2 separate regions of the Homo sapiens genome follow, and region 1 is linked to region 2. Evidence: chromatin contacts called from ENCODE Hi-C or POLR2A ChIA-PET data. All regions are on one chromosome and are shown on one strand. Each heading gives the region's core, a stretch centred on a gene start or an enhancer-like site at or near the end of the contact. The rest is flanking DNA. Distances are from core to core; before and after follow the strand shown. Region 1 overlaps PDE3A (phosphodiesterase 3A). Region 2 has its middle 94 kb from the start of PDE3A.

Region 1 (2,998 bases), core at 112-2,611, 120 kb before region 2:
AAACACATGATACCATGTCTAGCACTCATATGCACAAAAATTTTTAACTATGATTTACTAGAATATATAGAGACATATATAAAGACATATAGAGAGACATATATAGAGACAGGCTCACTGTGCCTGTGTCTTCAGCTGTAAAATGAGAACAACAGTATCAACCTCAGAGTACTAATGAGAATTAAATGTACTTACAAACATACATTTTTAGAATTTAGCTTGGCTTAGAGTAAGCAACATACAAGGTTTATTAAGTTATTATTATTAGCATCTTTATAATCTCAGTCAATCCCCAAAACATTTTTCTGGGGTAGCTTAAAAAAAATTTTCTATATAAGAAAACCTAAGCTTTGAGAGATTAAGCATTACAATTTACCTAAAGCCACAGAGTTAATACATGGCAGAGCAGGGATTTGACTAATTCCAGGCTTTCTGACCACTTCATAGTGATCAATACTCCTCTTAAAATACAGCAAGCAGAACTGGTCACAATGCTACAAACATAGCAAAGGATTCTGAAAAGTTTGCTTTCAAAATCTAGTCTAAGAGACAGTTCAATGAACTGTGGCAAACTAACCCTTAGGTAACGGGCATTAGATAATGGTCCAGCTTCTCTCATCATGAAATTATAAAATTATTCCTAAATCTAAATTTATAGAAATTTACCTTTTCTCCTTTTAAATATTTTTAAATTAAATATTTTTAAAATTTAATGTTTACTCGTTATTCAACTCTATGCATATTTTGAAACTGATACTCAATCATCTAAGCTAGTATGTATGTCTTCCAGTTTTTGTCAACTGGAAGTTTAAATAATATGCTTTCTATATTTCTATTGAAGTTTTTAATAAATTATTAGGGAAGACTTGGTCAAGGATAGAGTTCTGGCTTTAGACATTCAAGTTCTAAATTCTTCTGCACTTTTCCTCTACTCACCACCCAGACGAAACTGTACTGGCTTCACAATAGCACTACATGCCAGCTTAGGCGATAAAGGCATCAACATGACCAGCTTTATCATGCCAGTAAAATGTTAATGGGTCCTACAGCTTATCCACTTTTAGAAAGGTGACTGAAGAGGAAAACCAACTAATAGAGATAAACCAGCAAAAAGGGGTAACCTTATAAATTAGAAGAGGAATGTTTTAACGATTATATTTTTCACCATTTATATTGGGGAGCTATGAGGGTTTTTTTCATTTATAATACTTGTTTTCTAAATTACAAAAGGAATGTATGTTTTTTGAAAACAAAATTAAGCAATATGACAATATGGAAGAATAGGCCAAGTGCAGTGGCTCATGTTTGTAATCCCAGTGTTTTGGGATGCCAAGGCCAGAGGGTCACTTGAGCGTAAGTGTTCAAGGTTACAGTGAGCTATGATCATGCCACTGCACTTCAGCCTGAGTGACAGTGACACAGCAATATCCTGTCCCTAAAATAAAATAATAAAAGAATAAAAAATTTTAAAAGGGAAAATATTTTTTCTTTTTAACGAACCTCATTGATAACCTCTGTTAATAATTTGGCATTTTTAACGTTAGTTTACTGTCTTGAAGGTTGCATCTCTATAGGTCTCCCCAAATTGTCAAATATTATTTTCTAGTTATATACCTATGTTACTGTGCTTTGCTAGAGATATATATATATATATAATGATTCTATTCTAGTTATATGTAGTATACATATATAATACTATGTGTATATATAGTATACATATATAATACTATATATATACTATGTGTATACATAGTATACATATATAATACTATGTATATATATACTATGTGTACACATAGTATACATATTATACTATGTGTACACATAGTATACATATTATACTATGTATATATATACTATGTGTATACATAGTATACATATATAATACTATGTGTAAATACTACAGCTCTTCATTAAACTGTAAAGAAATATTTATATTCAAGAAATTCATTTCTGTTAATATTTCTACCATCTCACTCTCTGTATAACCATATAAATACTATGCTACCAATATCAGTTTATATTCTAAATAGAACAGTAGCTACAATTTATTGAACATGTAATACTTTCCAGGCTGCAAGCAATTTTATTCATCCAAGCAAACCTGTAAGGTAGAATTTATTATCCACATTTTATAAATGACATTCTGTCTCAGAGAGACTAATCATTTTACCAAGACCACATGGCTAACAAGTGGCTAGAGTGGAAACCAGAACTCAACCCTGATAACAAATCCAGCATCTTAATCACTGCGCTGTATTTGAATCCCTCCATCAACAGATCCTGCTATCACTATGTTCATAATTAGGAAAAATTCAATTTCTATTGATTCCATCCTTCTTTCCATATGGAGTATGGATTAAAATAAATGCACAATAATCTAAGATATATCTCAACCTTAGCATTACTGACATTTTGAGTCAGATAATTCTTTCTTATAGGGAGTTGTCCTCTGAACTGTAGGATGTTTACCAACACTCCTGAACTTTACCTAGCAGATGTCAAACCAGTAGCACTCTTCAAGTCCTAAAAACTAAATAATATCTTCAGGCAGGGGCAAAATTTGGCCCAGTTGACAATCAATGCAATACCCTACTTAAAAACATGAAAAGTCACAGCAAGTAGAAGCAGAATAAAAGATTCAAGTTCTTGCATGTTTTATTTGCAGTTTAAAATCGTATTTTCTTCTGTGGAGATTATAATTGTAAAATTTAGTACTTTGAGAAGAATATGTAGCATCTGATATCATTATAATGCTTCTCTGATAGCTATTTATTATACAAATTAATTGTTAACTACATTAGTTAAAAAATTCCAGGTGCAACTCTTCAGATTAATAGTCCATTTCATCACAATGTTAACTACAGCAAAACTTCTTTTCTTGCCCAAAGTGCCACAAAGAGGTTTCTTATTTATCCCAACTCATGAAAAAGTATTATATACCATCTCTAAGGCAGGGATATCCTTTTAGAAGTTCAGTGTTCTAACTACACTCTGT
Region 2 (3,188 bases), core at 508-3,007:
AATATTTTGCAAATTATGTATTTGACAAGGGATTTGTATTCAGAATATATAAAGGACTTTTATAACTCAATAATAAAAAGACAAATAACTAAAAAATGAGCAAAGGATCTAAATAGACATTTCTCTAAGGAAGATATAACAATGATCAATAACCACATGAAAAGATGCTAGCTTTTGCCATCATTGGTCATCAGGCAAATGCAAATCAAAATCACAGTTGTAAAGTGACAGATACCAGATACCACTTACAACCACTATAATGGCTAGAATAAAAAATTTAGATAATAAATGTTAGGACATGAAGGAATTGAAAACCTTCACACTGCTAGTGGGAATGCAAAATAGTGTAAAATGTTTTGGAAAATAGCCTGAAAATTCCTTGAATGATTAAACTAGAGTTAGCAAATGACTCAGCAATTCTACTCCTAGGTATATTCCCAAGAGAAATGAAAACATATGTACATACACACACACACACACACACACACACACACACACACACACACACACTTGCACATGTTTATAGCAGCATTGTTTATATGAGCCAAAAAATTGAAGCAACCCAAATGTCCATCAACAGATGTATAGAAAAAAATGAAATATTATTAAACCCTAAAAAGAAATGAAGTGTTGATACACACTGCAACACAGATGAACCTTGAAAATATTATGCTAAGTGAAAGAAATCAGTCATAAAAGACCACATATTACATGATTCCATTCATATGAAATGTCCAGAATGGGCAAATCTACAGAGACAAAAAGTACATTAGTGTTTGCTTGTGGTTGGAGCAAACGAGGAGACAGGCAGATGATATATAAAGGGTACAGGGTTTCTTTATGAGGGTGATAAAAATGTTCTGTGATTAACTGAAGTGATAGTTGCATGTATCTGTGAATATACTAAAAGTCATCAAATTATACAATTTAAATGAGTGATTGCATGGTATCATGGTTAATTTTATGTGTCATCTTGGCTAGGTCATGCTACTCAGATATTCGGTGAAAATTTATTTTAGATGTGAAGGTATTTTTAGATTACATTAACATTTAAATCAGTAGGCTTTGAGTAAATCAGACATAATACTCCCCCCATAATGTGAGCAAGCCTCATCCAATTAGTTGAAGACCTTAATAACAGACTGACCCCCGCAAGCAAGAAGAAATTCTGCCAGCAGACTGCCTTTGGAGGTGAACTATATAATTCTTCCCTGTATCCCTAGCCTGCCAGCCTACCCTGAAGATTTTGGACTTCCCAGGCCTCCACAATCACATGAGCAATTCCTTAAAATAAACCTCTATTTATATATGTTATATATATATAACATATATATATATAAATATCATATATGTATATACACATATACACAGACACATATACACACACATATCCTGTCGGTTCTCTTTCTAGAATCCTGATTAATACATATTTGAGTTACGTCTCAGTAAAGCTGTTTAAAAAGTGAGGGAGCTCAGGGAAAGTGAAGCTCATTAGCCACCCAAGATTCCACAGCTGTAACATGGTAGAATGGAAAGCCTCTCTGTTTACTACAAGATGACACAGTGTGTTATTTGTGTCTTTGTTAACTCTGGCCAAGCACGGAGTGCTGTTGAGAAGTCTGAGCTAAGACTAGGATGGAGGTATTGCCAGTACAGAAATGGGGACCGGCTGCAGAAGGGATGTTGAATAGGAGGTGTCAGGTTCTGCTGGAGGAATGATATTCAGTACGTTTAACAACTGGTATGGCACAGACATCAGCCTACCAGAATGGGCCCTGACCCACCTAGCTGGAACTGGACTAGATGTTCTCACTAGCTTAATAACATTCCTGTCCTCTAAAAGGGTATTATCAGAGGCATTTTCATTTGGACAAGTATTCATCACATAGTGGCTTATTTATTATTTCTTTCATCACTGTATCCCGGGGATGCCAAGCCATAATGAAATGATTTTTGCAGTTAGTTACTGAACCACACACACACTCTTTTTATAGTAAGAAAACATTGCTCTAATATAAAAAATATTTATTTACTTTATGTTTTAACCATTTTTCAGAAATTACAAATTTTTTGCTTTTCTGAAAAAAAGTGAACAGAATGAAAGATTTTCATGCATCATCATTATCATCAAAATAATGGTAGAATTCTCTAGAGTAAGGTAGGAATGCCTCCAAGGGGTCATTGAGGTATTCCAGGCACGTTGCTTATATATTAAATGGCCCTGATGCCTTTTGGGTTATTATGCCTGACTTCAAAAAAGAAATAACTATACTATATCTCACTTCATTTTTAGACTGTTAAACTTGCCACAATTATACTTCCTAACTTTTACTAGGTCCTTCCACTGTTGGACACTGAGACATTAGGAATCTAATATGTTATGATTTTGATTAATGTGCCTTAACTTTAGCACATGGTCTCTGTGTCATTTGTGTTGTTCACTTAGATGCCCTTGACTGCCTTTTCCAAAATTCCTCCTACATTTTTTTTTTTAATGTCAAGACTACCGAATAAAGTAAACTTTGCTTGTAGTTATGCAGCACTGATCAGCTGATGTGTTTAGGTAGCATTTTACAAAGCAGCAATCACCTGTTAGTTAGAGTCTTTTTGAACCAGTGTCTAGTTTTATACATTCTATCACCATTCTCAACTACTTATATGTATTTAGCCTATGGGAGATTGATTGACATTACCCAAATTCTCAAATGATTGATTTAATTATTTTCTACATTTATGTAATGAATTTAATGGAATACTATGAGGCACAAGACAATACAGTGTTCAGGAGAAGATCTAGTCACACCTCCTAAGCAGCTTATGGTGCCGAGTCCAAGACTATTGTGTTACTTAAGCTTATTTTGGATGTTATGAATCAGCCTGGGAAGAAACCCAGAAATGAAGCAGAGGACATGTCATCGCTTTTCCTACCAAGTCTTAACTCTCCCTCCACATAATGTTCTGTCCTCTGAAGTTGGAGCTCTGAAGTTGAAAGGTGGAATAAAGTTATATCTGGAAAAATAGAAAAAGATAAAACATTGCCCTCTGAACCCACAATAAAGAAAGAGAAAAAGCCACTCATTTTGTATCTTACAGAATACAACTCTACAGCAATCAATATATTTATCATTGCTTTACAGGACTCCCAGAATCAGGATAGCTAGAAACCAAGAATTAATCAGAAAGTTTTC

Evidence for each region. A loop is a pair of places that touch in the nucleus more often than their neighbours do. ChIA-PET counts read pairs that join two places held with the same protein, here RNA polymerase II (POLR2A). Pooled maps may share reads with other maps.
Region 1: a pooled map shows a loop between it and region 2 (3-fold over the local background). The contact joins two enhancer-like sites. A Hi-C loop is called at or near these places in 1 of 50 pooled maps. POLR2A ChIA-PET finds 5 or more read pairs at or near these places in 2 of 52 experiments (PC-3 and activated T-cell).

The regions. Positions count from the first base shown.
Region 1 is chr12:20,394,346-20,397,343 of GRCh38, reverse strand. All of the region lies in intron 1 of PDE3A (phosphodiesterase 3A), which reads right to left. Among named protein-coding and RNA genes, the nearest start is that of PDE3A-AS1, 26 kb to the right of the region's middle. Within about 2 kb of position 1,361, at least 2 of the 41 ENCODE cell types and tissues checked have a DNase peak (open chromatin) inside an H3K27ac peak, as active enhancers do.
Region 2 is chr12:20,272,665-20,275,852 of GRCh38, reverse strand. No RefSeq gene overlaps it. Among named protein-coding and RNA genes, the nearest start is that of PDE3A, 94 kb to the left of the region's middle. Within about 2 kb of position 1,757, at least 2 of the 41 ENCODE cell types and tissues checked have a DNase peak (open chromatin) inside an H3K27ac peak, as active enhancers do.